Regions from separate parts of the Homo sapiens genome. Here regions 1 and 3 are each linked to region 2. Evidence: chromatin contacts called from ENCODE Hi-C data. All regions are on one chromosome and are shown on one strand. Each heading gives the region's core, a stretch centred on a gene start or an enhancer-like site at or near the end of the contact. The rest is flanking DNA. Distances are from core to core; before and after follow the strand shown. Region 1 overlaps TMEM163 (transmembrane protein 163). Region 2 holds the start of FAM168B (family with sequence similarity 168 member B). Region 3 has its middle 21 kb from the start of MGAT5.

The links. Hi-C counts contacts between places; a loop is a spot of excess contacts on that map. Pooled maps may share reads with other maps.
Region 1: a loop to region 2 is called in a pooled map, with 3 times the contacts of the local background. The contact joins the enhancer-like site here to the promoter of FAM168B in region 2. A Hi-C loop is called at or near these places in 2 of 50 pooled maps.
Region 3: a pooled map shows a loop between it and region 2 (3-fold over the local background). The contact joins the enhancer-like site here to the promoter of FAM168B in region 2. A Hi-C loop is called at or near these places in 2 of 50 pooled maps.

The regions. Positions count from the first base shown.
Region 1 is chr2:134,669,004-134,672,972 of GRCh38, forward strand. The region is part of intron 2 of TMEM163 (transmembrane protein 163); the gene reads right to left. Among named protein-coding and RNA genes, the nearest start is that of TMEM163, 48 kb to the right of the region's middle. Within about 2 kb of position 1,513, at least 9 of the 41 ENCODE cell types and tissues checked have a DNase peak (open chromatin) inside an H3K27ac peak, as active enhancers do.
Region 2 is chr2:131,090,943-131,094,919 of GRCh38, forward strand. It overlaps FAM168B (family with sequence similarity 168 member B), which reads right to left and starts at 2,518. Exons shown (of 7, transcript NM_001009993.4): 1 at 2,272-2,518. RefSeq lists a silencer at 1,972-2,691.
Region 3 is chr2:134,231,081-134,235,211 of GRCh38, forward strand. It overlaps a transcript of MGAT5 not described here and the pseudogene RNA5SP104. Among named protein-coding and RNA genes, the nearest start is that of MGAT5, 21 kb to the right of the region's middle. Within about 2 kb of position 1,516, at least 9 of the 41 ENCODE cell types and tissues checked have a DNase peak (open chromatin) inside an H3K27ac peak, as active enhancers do.

The sequences.
Region 1 (3,969 bases), core at 263-2,762, 3.6 Mb after region 2:
TGACTCAAACAAGAAGCCAGGGCGCCCCGTGGCCACATCCTCACTGCAGAGGCATCTGTGAGAGCAGAGCCTGGGGCTGCTCCCCCTCACTTCCAAAGAACAGGAGGGGCCATGGGGACTCAATGAAAAGTCCTTTGATCACGACCAGGATATGCTGGCACTATAAGGACCAAAGTCCCTCACCACAGCAAATACGAACCCTCTTGATACCCACTCATGTGTTCCTGAGCTTCTGTTTCCCCTGGAGATTCCCTCCTACTTTGGGCACGAGGTCCCTTCCTCGGTCACAAGGTACCGAGTCTCTCCAGTCCTAGTTCTATCCTTCATCACACAGAAAAGAAGAATCAACAGTCAAGAGCCCAGCTACCTCTACATCCTTTACTTTTTGCTTTCAATTCTGATCATCTCCAGATGGAAGACACAAATCAGATCCCTAGTACAGATTCTCTAACACCCTCATTCCAAAGCTCATCAGTTATAACAAGTTAATTCCAACCAAGTTCCCCATCCTGGGGCGCAGCAGATTGTTTTTCTGAAGATGGCTATGCCAATGTGGTTCCCATTCCATGTGCATCTCTCTCAGTGTGACCCTGACATTCCGTCACTGACAGTGGGTCTGGTTTCCCTTCCCTTGAACCTGGGCAGACCTCTGCAACTTCTTTGACCAAGAGAGAATGTGGCAAAAGTGATGCAGCACACCTCCTGAGGCTGGGTCACACAAGGCAAATCGGCTTCCACCTGGTTGGCTCTTGGGACATGTGCCTTTAGAGCCCAGAGCCATCACTGAAGACGTCTGGCAACTGCAAGGCCACCATGCTAGAGGGATGAGGTGGAAAGACTACGAGAAGAGAGATGGACAAACAGCCCCATCTGTTCCAGCCCCCGGTTGTTCAAGGGTTCCCTGACCAGGCACCATGTGAGGAAGAAGCCTGTGAGATGACCCTAGCCCCAGCAACCCTCCAACTGTAACCCCATGAGGGACCCTGGGCCAGAACCACCCAGATGAGGGGCTCCCAAACTCCTGCCCCACCGAAACCATAAGCAATAAAGAGCGATTACTGCTGTTTTAGGCCACTGTGTTTTGGGATGATTTTCTGTGCAGCCACAGTGACTGAAACATGGGAACTTTAGTAGACGTGGCTCCTTCTCTCAAAATAGCAATTTACCTCCTCCAGGGTAGGTTTAGAACATCTTGTCAGTGTTTAATTTCACAACTCTACTTCCTAGTAGAGTAAATGGCACCTTTAAAAAAAAAAGTAAGAGTTTAATTTTTTACTTCAAGCTCTTAAGAATTTCACAATACCTCTTTCAAGGTCACTCTGGAGACCTCGCAGCATCTCACACAGGAGTTGGGCAGTCGCCATGGCTAGAAGTGCATGGCCTCCTGTGCTTCCAAAGGGCAGACCCCACGTGGGGGAACACTGGCAGGGCTGGGCAAGATTTGGGCTTCTCCCCTCCCTCTCCAGCAATCTTGCCCTGATACTACCCTTCCTCTACCACAACAGCCACGCCTACAGAGCAGGCTTCTGAAAAACCACAATCAGGCACACTTGTCAATACATAAAAGCAAAACAGCACTGGTGACGTTCATCAAATTCACTGAGAGCTGCTGGAATACCATGGCTGTGGGCAACAGCAGCAAATGACACAGAAAGGTGCATTAATGAGCTCAGGCAAGAGGAAAGAAGGCATGTCATGGGACCCCAGAGCTTCGATTTCAGAAAACCAAAGACTTGGCCTTTTAACTGAGTTTGGCTGGAATCTGAGATCACCTGCTCCCCATTTGTAACTGGAAACCTTTCCATAAAGAGCCAATTACTTGACATTAAAGTCCCCGATTTTAAAGGACTTTGAAACCAACACCACATAAGTGCTTGCATAAACAAAATGTCAGCTTGTGATATTCTGGCTCATGTCTTTTCTTTCAAGCACTGCCCCGTTCTTCCTATCAGCTGCTGGGTCTTCACAGGACTCTAGGAACTCAATCCCTGCCCTGTGGAAGGCTTGCCCTCTGCACCCCAGGTTGCTCTCAAAGGACCCCCTCTGGGAACGATGTCTGTGTCCCTGTCCAGCCGTGTCAGCAGCCCAGTGATTGGGACTGGGGACTGCTTCTCCTTTCCTCACCAGCAGTGAGCTGGCCCTCAGCAAAGACTAAGAGCAAATAAGGCAAAGACTGGCACCTGGCCCGTAGTTCTCAGGCTCCCAAAGGCTGTGAGTCCTGCCGTGTGGCAGAATCCTCACTACTAGTGGTGCCAGTTCAGCAGGCCCTGAGATTCTAAGCTGACTCTCAGGAGCACAGACACCCCTGCAGCAAGGAGACCCACCCCTCCCCAACTCCTGGCTCCTGTAGTCCAGGATCACTTGCTACTTCTCCCCAAACCATTTCAGATCCAGCCACAGATGACCATGGCGCTGCCCTCCCTCTCCCATGTCTGGCCACTCTGTCTCCAGCCTGGCTCTACAGGAACACTGACCTCCCTGGGTTCAAGCCCGAAACAAACTCCTCTGCACATGGCTGCTGCTGCATGGTGCTGCAGCCCCCAGGGATGCCACAGCTCTCTGCTCCTTGCTGACAATACCTCCACCACCCTCTTCTGGGATCCCTTTCTTCCCACCACTGGCTATGAAATGCCATTGTTAACCTCCTCCACATTCCCCACCCCCTGGAAAGACAGTGGTCACAGAATAGAAAGAACACAGGAACTGGGGTTGACGAGCATGAATATGGGCCACAGCCCCACCCCTGAGGGGCTTGACACAGGCTTTAGAGCCACACCCAGCCATCTGAGTCCAAATCCTAGCTCCACCCCTCTCTAGCTGTGACTTAGGACAAACTTCTCAACCTCTCTGGAACTTGGCTGACTCATCTGTAAAATGGGATGATAAAAGCAACTCTTATAGGGCTACTGTGAGGATGAACTAAGCTAATAAATGTAAAGTGCTCAGAGCCTAGCCTGGCATGGTGAATGTTCATATATGTTATCTATAATTATTATTCATTATTATCATCACCCTCATGTCAGTGACAGTTCATCCACCACCCCTCATCAGACTGATGCAATGATAAGATGGTATTTGGATTATAAAAAGTGTCCTATAAATTATAAAAGTAACAAAAAGTGTATTAGCTGTTGCTATTTCTGCCTCAAAACCTCCTAAGTCCTGCCCATTTTAAGGGTTTAGCTTTACTGAAGAAGAACAGAGTGGAGACATTAAATAAGAATAAAAATATGGAAAGTTCATGAATTTCTGTACCTCTGGACTCTAGAAATGGCTATGACCACATACTATATACTACTTACCTCCATTTGAATGTCCCACAGGCTCTATGATATGCATAGGTACAAAACCAAATTTATGTATTTACTGCCTTTGAGTGGAGGGAAAATTGGAGGCAGACCAACACGTGCCTATGTGAGCTCATACACAGGGTCTCACTCTGTTGCCCAGTCTAAAGTGCAGTAATAAGATTCACTGAAGTGATCCTCTCACCTTAGCCTCCCCAGTAGCTGGGACCACAGCCACACCTGCCTGGCTAATTTTATTTTTTTTTTGTAGAGACAGTGTATCACTCTGTTGCCCAGGCTGATCTCAGACTCTTGGACTAAAGCGATCCTCCCACTTCAGCCTCCTAAATTGCTGAAATTATAGGCATAAGCCACTGTGCCTGGCCTTAAAGCTGAATTTATCAGCTCCCTCCCAACCCACAATAACCCCTAAGCCTGCTCACCATCTATATCCCCTTGGTCCACTAACAGGGCCTTCATCCATCCAGAATGCCACCAATTACCCTTTGCCCTGCTCATCCATTAAATCATCCAAGTTCCATCAATTCTACCTCCCCATCTACCCTGGACTCAGTCCCAATGCTCTGCTCCCACTGCCTGCCCTGCCCATCATCTTTGGCCCAGTACTGGGGGGCTTCCTAAGGATGTCCCTGCCTCTACTCCTATACCTGCAAGTTCCACT
Region 2 (3,977 bases), core at 1,268-3,767:
GATGGTTTTGATCACCTGACCTCGTGATATGCCAGCCTCAGCCTCCCAAAGTGCAGGCATTACAGGCGTGAGCCACCACACCTGGACAAAAATATATTTTTAAAAAAGAAGCTGGATACGGTGGCTCACGCCTGTAATCCCAGCACTCTGGGAGGCCAACGCGGGTGGATCACTTGAGGTCAAGAGTTCGAGACCAGCCTGGCCAACATAGTGAGATGAGACCCCATCTCTACTAAAAACACAAACATTACCTGGGCAGGGTGGCATGTGCCTGTAATCTCAGCTACTCCGGAGGCTGAGGCAGGAGAATCACTTGAACCCGGGAGGAGGAGGTTGCAGTGAGCCGAGATCACTCCACTGCACTCCAGCCTGGGCGACAGAACAAAACTGTCTCAAAAAAATAAATGAATAAATAAAAAATAAAGCATATAGGCCGAGCGCGGTGGTGTCTCCAGCACTTTGGGAGGCCGACGTAGGTGGACCACCTGAGGTCAGGAGTTCAAGACCAGACTGGGCAACATGGTAAAACCCCGTCTCTACTAAAAATACAAAAAATTAGCTGGGCGCAGTGGTGTGTGCCTGTAATCCCAGCTACTCGGGAGGCTGAGACAGGAGAATCCCTTGAGCCCGGGAGGCGGAGGTTGCAGTGAGCCGAGATCACGCCATTGCACTCCAGCCTGGGCGACAGAGCGACACTCCGTCTCACAAAAAAAAAAAAGAAAAAAGAAAAGAAGTTCTCTCCCCCAAACTTTACCTTCATTACCAAGGTTTGGGTTTGCATTTTACTGGGAGGAATTCATGTATTTCTGCACAGTACAATCAGACAGACTTAACAGACTGGACACAAGGCATGAAAAAACTATTACTCTATTACGCTGGTGTACTGTTCTTTTAAAATTGTGCTCGGCCAGGCGCGGTGGCTCACGTCTGTAATCCCAGCACTTTGGAAGGTCGAGGCGGGCGGATCACGAGGTCAGGAGATTGGGACCATCCTGGCTAACACGGTGAAACCTCGTCTCTACTAAAAAAAAAAAAAAACAAATACAAAAAAATTAGCCAGGCGTGGTGGCGGGCGCCTGCAGTCCCAGCTACTTGGGAGGCTGAGGCAAAAGACTGACGTGAATCCGGGAGGCGGAGCTTGCAGTGAGCCGAGATGGCGCCACTGCACTCCAGTCTGGGAAACAGAGGGAGACTCCGTCTCAAAAAAAAAAAAAAAAGTGCTCAATTGATCCAGGAAAAGAAACTGTCTAAGACAACTTGGGTATAATTTCCCTTTAAACTACGGAACTCCACCAAAGTAAGCCTGCTTTGTAAAGACAAAGAGAAGCAAGATCTTCACAATTTCTGCAACACTAGCTTCAAAATTAGAATAGCCTTACACTGCTCAAATCTTGGCTGTCAAAGCAAAAATAACCCACTCCTTCATCTACAAGAGCTTAAAAATGTGTCCTGTTTTTGCCAAAACCAAAAAGTTTTATTTAATCTAGAATCTTTCATCCATAGTATTTGAGAAAAGTGATCTCAAATTACACAAGGATGACCTGAAAGTTTAAGGAGTGGAAACTATATAAACCTTTTTATTTATAAAGCTTCCTTGCATGCGAAAACACTGCAAAATATTCTTGTTTGACTTTAATGATTAAACATTAACTCAAACAGCCCATGAGATGCACACTTCATGTTCACATACACTATAAAACAGAAATACCCTTATTTGTGGACGTCGTAAAGGCGCACTGCACTCTTTTTTCAAAGTTAACCCAGGCTAGGCCACGAAACGTCCTTTCTGAAGGAAATCTTAAAAATCTGTAATTTAAATCGTGCCTTTTCAAGCTGGAAGGAGAACGCTCAGATTCCGCCAAGCAAAAAAATAAAAATAAAAATTATCTTTACTTCGTGGGTAGACAAAGTGAGCAGTTACACATTGGAAATGACTATTGTCACAAAGCTCTGCCCCCGGGTTTCACGCTCGCATTCCTGACGGCTGTGACCCCGACCTTTAGGAGAACGCCCCGCGCCGCGAAGCCACCTCGGCCACCTAGGCGGCAGGCCCGCGCCGCCCGGACCGCACCTGCACGCGTACGTGTCCGGCCGAGCTCCGCCCCCGGCCCCCGCCCGGCCTTGCCCGCGGCACAAAGCGCAGCCCAGGCCGGTCCAGACGCCCAGCGACCCCGAGCCGCGGGCCGACCTTGGCGCCGCCCCGAGCCGGCCGCACAAAGCGCCGCACTTCCGGCCTGGACGCGCAGTCGCCCGCTGCCCGCCCCCACTCACCGCGCCGCGGCGGCGACCTGGGCCTCAGTGACCAGCGCACGCCGGCCCGCGGCGGGCTTGGCCGTGGGGCGAAACAAGGGGGGCGTGCCGAGGAGACCTGCTACGATAAGAGGCTGACCCTCCGAGCCCCGCGTCTCCGCCGCCTCCCGGACGCCGCGCTCCCGCTCGCTCGGCTCCGCTTGGCCCGGCCCGCCTCTCCGCAGCCCGCGCTCCCCGCCGACGCTGCGCAGCCACCGGAGCCGCCGACCTCACTTCCGCCTGAGCGCGCCGCGACGGGGGCGCGCCGGGCACGTGACTGCGCAGCGTGCTCGCTCCCGCCGGCGCCCTCGAGACGCCCGGATGGACGAGCGCGAGCGCGAGCGCGGAGTGGGCCGGTCCCAGTTGGCGAAAGGGCCGGGTGTAGCTGTAGTTTTTTTATTAACTGTCTGTGAAAAAAGTATTTAATTTATATTTTGAGATAGTCCCGCGCCGCAGAAACCTTTGTGTGTGCCCAGACGCCAGGGCGCGGATCCTCAGGCCGCACCCGGGAGTCGAGCACACCCCGGGTGACCGCCACTACGGGGTCGGAGCGGGGCGGAGCTCAGCTCACAGATTCTTTGCCAGTGCGGAGGCTGCGGGCGCCCGCTCAGGAGTGCAGATTTTAGAGAATGCAAGTCAGCGTTTCAAGTGTAGAAGTGCGGGATCATTTCTATAGACAAGAGTTCAGGGAAGTGTACTAGAATGTTAGGGGGTTTTTTGGTTTTTTTTTGAGACGGAGTTTCGCTCTTGTCACCCAGGCTGGAGTACAATGGCGCGATCTTGGCTCACTGCAACCTCCGCTTCCCGGGTTCAAGCGATTCTCCTGCCTCAGCCTCCTGAGTAATTGAGATTCCAGGCGCCCGCCACCACACCTGGCTAATTTTTGTGTTAGTAGAGACGGGGGTTTCACCATGTTGGTCAGGCTAGTCTCGAACCCGTGACCTCAGGTGATCCACCCACGTTGGCCTCCCAAAGTGCTGGGATTACAAGTGTGAGCCACCGCACCCGGCCAAATGTTAGTATTTTTATGTAAGGCTTAGTGTATAGTTACAATGATTTGGTTAGTTCAGGGTGTCTCTCTGGGGGAGGTATGTTTATTATTTCGTATTAAAGAGGTGCGTGTCTTGGTGTTTGTGTTTGGGGTGTCGTCTGGTCTGAGCTAGGTACAGGACGACAAAGGAGGGAGTTATTGCAATAAAGATTAGTGATGGAAGGGAGGAGGCCTGGCTCTGGTCTTTTTTCAGTCGTTTATGAAATAAAAACAGATGGGCGCGGTGTCTCACGCCTTTAATCCCGGCACTTATAGGAGGCCGAGGCGGGCAGATCACGAGGTCAGGAGTTCAAGACCAGCCTGGCCAACATAGTGAAACCGCGTCTCTACTAAAAATACAAAAATTAGCTGCGCGTGGTGGCGCACATCTGTAACCTTAGCTGCTCTGGAGGCTGAGGCAGGAGAATCTCTTGAACCCGGGAGGCGGAGGTTGCAGTGAGCCGAGATCGGGCCACTGCACTCCAGCCTGGGCGACAGAGGAAGACTCCGTCTCAAAAAAAAAAATAAAAATAAAATATAAATGTGATAAAAGGACAAGAAGAAAACATGGGGAAATTCCTTTTTAGTATTGGAGTAAAGAAGGCTTTTCTACATTATTACTTGAAATCCAGAAGTCATGACTATGAAAAGCTTTGGT
Region 3 (4,131 bases), core at 266-2,765, 3.1 Mb after region 2:
ACCAAAGTAGAATGAGTGCTTGCTTAGAGCTGGAGTGGGGAGGAGGAGGGGTTAGGAGGTGGTAGCTAAAGGGTGTGGGTTTCTTTTGGGTATGATAAAATGTTATATGAAATTCTCTACAGCCACACTACCTTGAATGTGTCCAATCTGTTCTGATATTGGAAGCTAAGCAGAGTTGAGCCTGGTTGGCACTTATATGGGAGAAAAGTTATAAAGCTGATTGTTGTAATGCTTGTACAACTCTGAGCCCAGTAAAAACCATTATATTGTATATTTTAAGTTGGTTAATTGTATGGTATGTGAATTATATTTCAGTAAACTGTTACAAAAAGGGTTTATAACCTAGACAAATAATTATCAAATAAACTGCATTCCTCTGTGGTGGGTGGTAAATGCTTCCTGTGTAGCAATGTACAAATTCCTATGTCAAGATCTTCATAGGCTGTCTTGATGTCTTCTCATGTGGAATTCTTCCTTTCACTTTGGAACACCATTTCTTAAAGAGATTATGGCAAAGTGAAATAATTAGTTGCTTGATTTATTGATGGATGATTTCCCTCATTCACCCTCTGGAGTTCTTTTAATAGAAATGTTAGAAACCCAGACCCTCTAGAACCTGTGGGGAGCAGCTTGGTTGAGTAGCTCTCTACCCACTGGAGGTATTTGGGGAAAGATCACTGGGTTTGTGGCTGGCTGTGAAAATGATCAGACCAGGGCGGGGCCAAGTGGCTGACATGGCTGAGTAGTGGCTGGTCCTTCTTGCCTGCTGTGCCGAGTTGTCTGTCCCCTGGTACTTTACACCCAGTGAGTTGAGGAAGAAGGAATTACCTCTCTAGACAAAGATCGTTCTGTCTGCAATATATGATATAGTACTATTGCTCTGTGGAAGCTTCAGGCAGCCATCCTCCCTCACAAACCAGCTCCTCCATTTTCCTGTCTTGGTGAATGACATGTCACCTTTTCCTCAGCTGCCCAAGCTGGAAGCCTAGTGGTCATTCTATACTCCTCCTCCTCCTCCTCGTCTTCCCTCATTCCTTCCAGTTAGTCATTGCCCACTGTCCTGCTGATTTGACCTCTTAAGTATTTCTAGCATTTGGTTTCTTATTATGACTGGACTGCCACTACCCTGTTCAGGCCTTTATTGGACTCATTTCTCACCCGGATTTTCATGAGCCACCCTTCAAACCCATCCTCTACACAGCAGCCAATATCAAATATGGTGGCCTCAGCACTGTTAAATGTCTTCAGTGATTTACCTGCCATTTGGTGGTGGTTCTTACTCAACAGGGGAGGAGTTTCAGATCATCTAGGAACCAGAACCCTTTTCAAAGTATTTAGGTGTATATCCTATTCTGGACCCATTAGCTGAAGAGGGGCCTTGGGAAAGGGCTTCTACATCTTGAAAAATCTCCCCAAACAGGATGATACCCAATAAGTAATGCTTAGAAAACAATTTATTTTGAAATAATTTCACAGGAAGTTGTAAAAACAGTACAAAGAGACCCACGGACCCATCCTTCCCCAGATTTCATGCTCTGTTACAATACCAAACCAGGAAGTTGATACTAACAGGTTACTGTTAATAGACCACAGACCTATGTAATGTTTTTTTAATGCCCATTTTTCTTGTTAGGTTGGAGTGTGGCACTTCCTGCTAACCTGAGATGTTAGATTATTTCTTAACTGGTGCACATTTTCATTTAAGAATGGCATGGGTCTTCTTGATTCTGTGGGTGGTGGTTGTTATGGTGTGTTATGGTGTGTCTTCTTGTATGTACATGTGTGTGAGATATTGGTGGCAATTACCAGTTTTTCCTTGCAGAGTGAATTATATCCCCAAAGAGTTTGCCAAGAATACATTTGAGTAATGTAATTCTGTCTAGTGACCTAAGGTCATAACTTTCTTAAGTTAAAAAGTTAAAACTGCCACAACAGGTTTTATGCTAGAAGAATAGTATAGACATTGATTCTTCTTGAATCCAAGATTCAGTTAGCTTAAAATGATGTCATCGTGAGTTGTTTTCCAGGTATGTGTAAATCTGACTTTGTTTTTTGTAGATTGTAAAATATAAGGGTACAGGGCTGGTTCTGTGTTTTATTTTGTTTTCTGTACTTGTTTTATTCATAAGTCTAAAATATAGTGTCTACCAGGGAATGGCTCTATGCAATGAATCACAGTGTAGTTTTGCTTTGAGAGATGGGGTATTACTATGGGTCATAATGAATTCAGTGGAATGGATTTCAGACTTTTAGGTGCTGACCCAGAAAATTCTTTGAAGTAGCAATCTTTACCAATGCTAGGAATTGGGCTAGTCTGCTTTGCTTCCTCATCAAAACTGATGGACAAGATAGAAAATGCCTTTTTATCAGTTACAGTAACATTTTGCTGACACTTGGTGCATTTTTTTTATGTGTTTCACACAGATATGCTTACATCCTTTGAGAAAAGGAACTGAAGGGAAGAAAGAAAACCACAACTGCTTTAGAATAAAACTAGGTCAGCAAAGGCAGATCTTAATGTATTTAGATCAGGCAGAAGGCTAGGTCCTTCCACCTTACTCACAGAGGCCTCTGGGGCTCATTGTAGGAGTCATGAGACTTCTCCAGTAACTCTCATCAAGGATCGGTCACTAGACTAGGCCCTTTGCAAATTTAAACCCTGCAGGTAGACATTTTACAGATAAGGAAACTGGATCTTCATTTCTGTAACTTCAAGAGGGCACAGGGCTGGCTTATGTCAGTGCAGAGATTTTAATCTGAATCTAATTCCCAAGCCTCTCTGCCACACCAGATTGCCTCTCTATTCATGCACAACACTCTAGGTTTGACTCTGGCTCTCTTGAATAATTCCGAAGCAGACTTCTAAGAGAGGATTGCAAAGGCCAACTTCTTTCACAGCTGAGAAGCTGCCTTCTGAGGTGTATCTCTGAGTGGAGAAATCAGAACGCTAGATGCTATGTCCTTTCATGATGGGTAATAATCTCATTAGAGCAGGGAGACTTTGTGGTCTAAAGAGAGAAGGAAACAGTCAGTTGAAAGTTGCTCATGTGTTTCATTTTTCTGTGTTTCTCATACTTTGTTATTGATGTGATGAAGTAGTTGGGGGCTGAGAAGGAAGCCGGGGATTGGGGGCAGGGGTTGGTGGGAGTCAAGACTTACAGGTTCTTCCAAGAGACTCCTAGAGCAGTGATGCCTATAGTTTGCAAGGGCACCACCAGCAGCCATCTTTATTAACCAAGGGGGCTACAAGGACTTTTCCCAACAGATATTAAGTAGTTAGTTCACAGAAAGATTTGAATCTCTTCCTTCAAGAAGTTTGAGTCTCAACAGGGAGCAGATCATAAAGCTAAAAGTCAAATGTATGTATATATCAAGAATTATAAGACTATGGGGGTCCATACATAAGACACAGCAATGTGGCTCTGTCCTTCAACTAGGGTGACCAACGGGGACAAGTTTGTTCACCCTACCTTGACAGTCTTTGTGGCCCTGGGCAAGTCACTTAGGCTTTCTGGATTCTGAGGCCTGCTTCTCTCTCACCAGGTGCTTTTAAATTCCCTTCGTTTCTTGGGATTAGCAATAAGGTGTGACTAAGTCACAAGCTTGTGTTGGGTGGTGAATGAGGGCTGGAAGCCAGTGCTCAGAATCCTTTGAAAGTGATTAGCAGAAGTCAATATTTGAGAACAATACCAGCTGCTGTTTAGAAAGTCCAGAATAGTTGAGCAATTAGGATAAAGTAACAGACACCTGTCATGAGGTGGACTGAGCAGGTGAGTGAGATTGTAAACTGCCTTCAATTCAAGGTCTTGTATATTTGCCTCAGTCTTTTTATAAGACTCCCCAGCTTCAAGTGCTTAGGGTGGTGGTTGTAAGGAAGGTTGCAGATGCGTTTTATTTGGACCACCAGAATTTTTTTTTTAATCTAAATTAGCACCAGCATTTAAGAATACACAGATTTGACCAAAACTCTGGGTTTCTGGCTTCTTTGGAAAATTGGAAGATCTAGCTAACCCAGGCTGTCTTAGCTCAAGTTGTCTGGTGGTTAGAGCTGAGAAGTGGCTGCCCTATCAGAGGGGTGCCTGGTCTTTGGTTCAACACAGCCCCTGTCTCCCCTGCCATGCTCCCCGACCT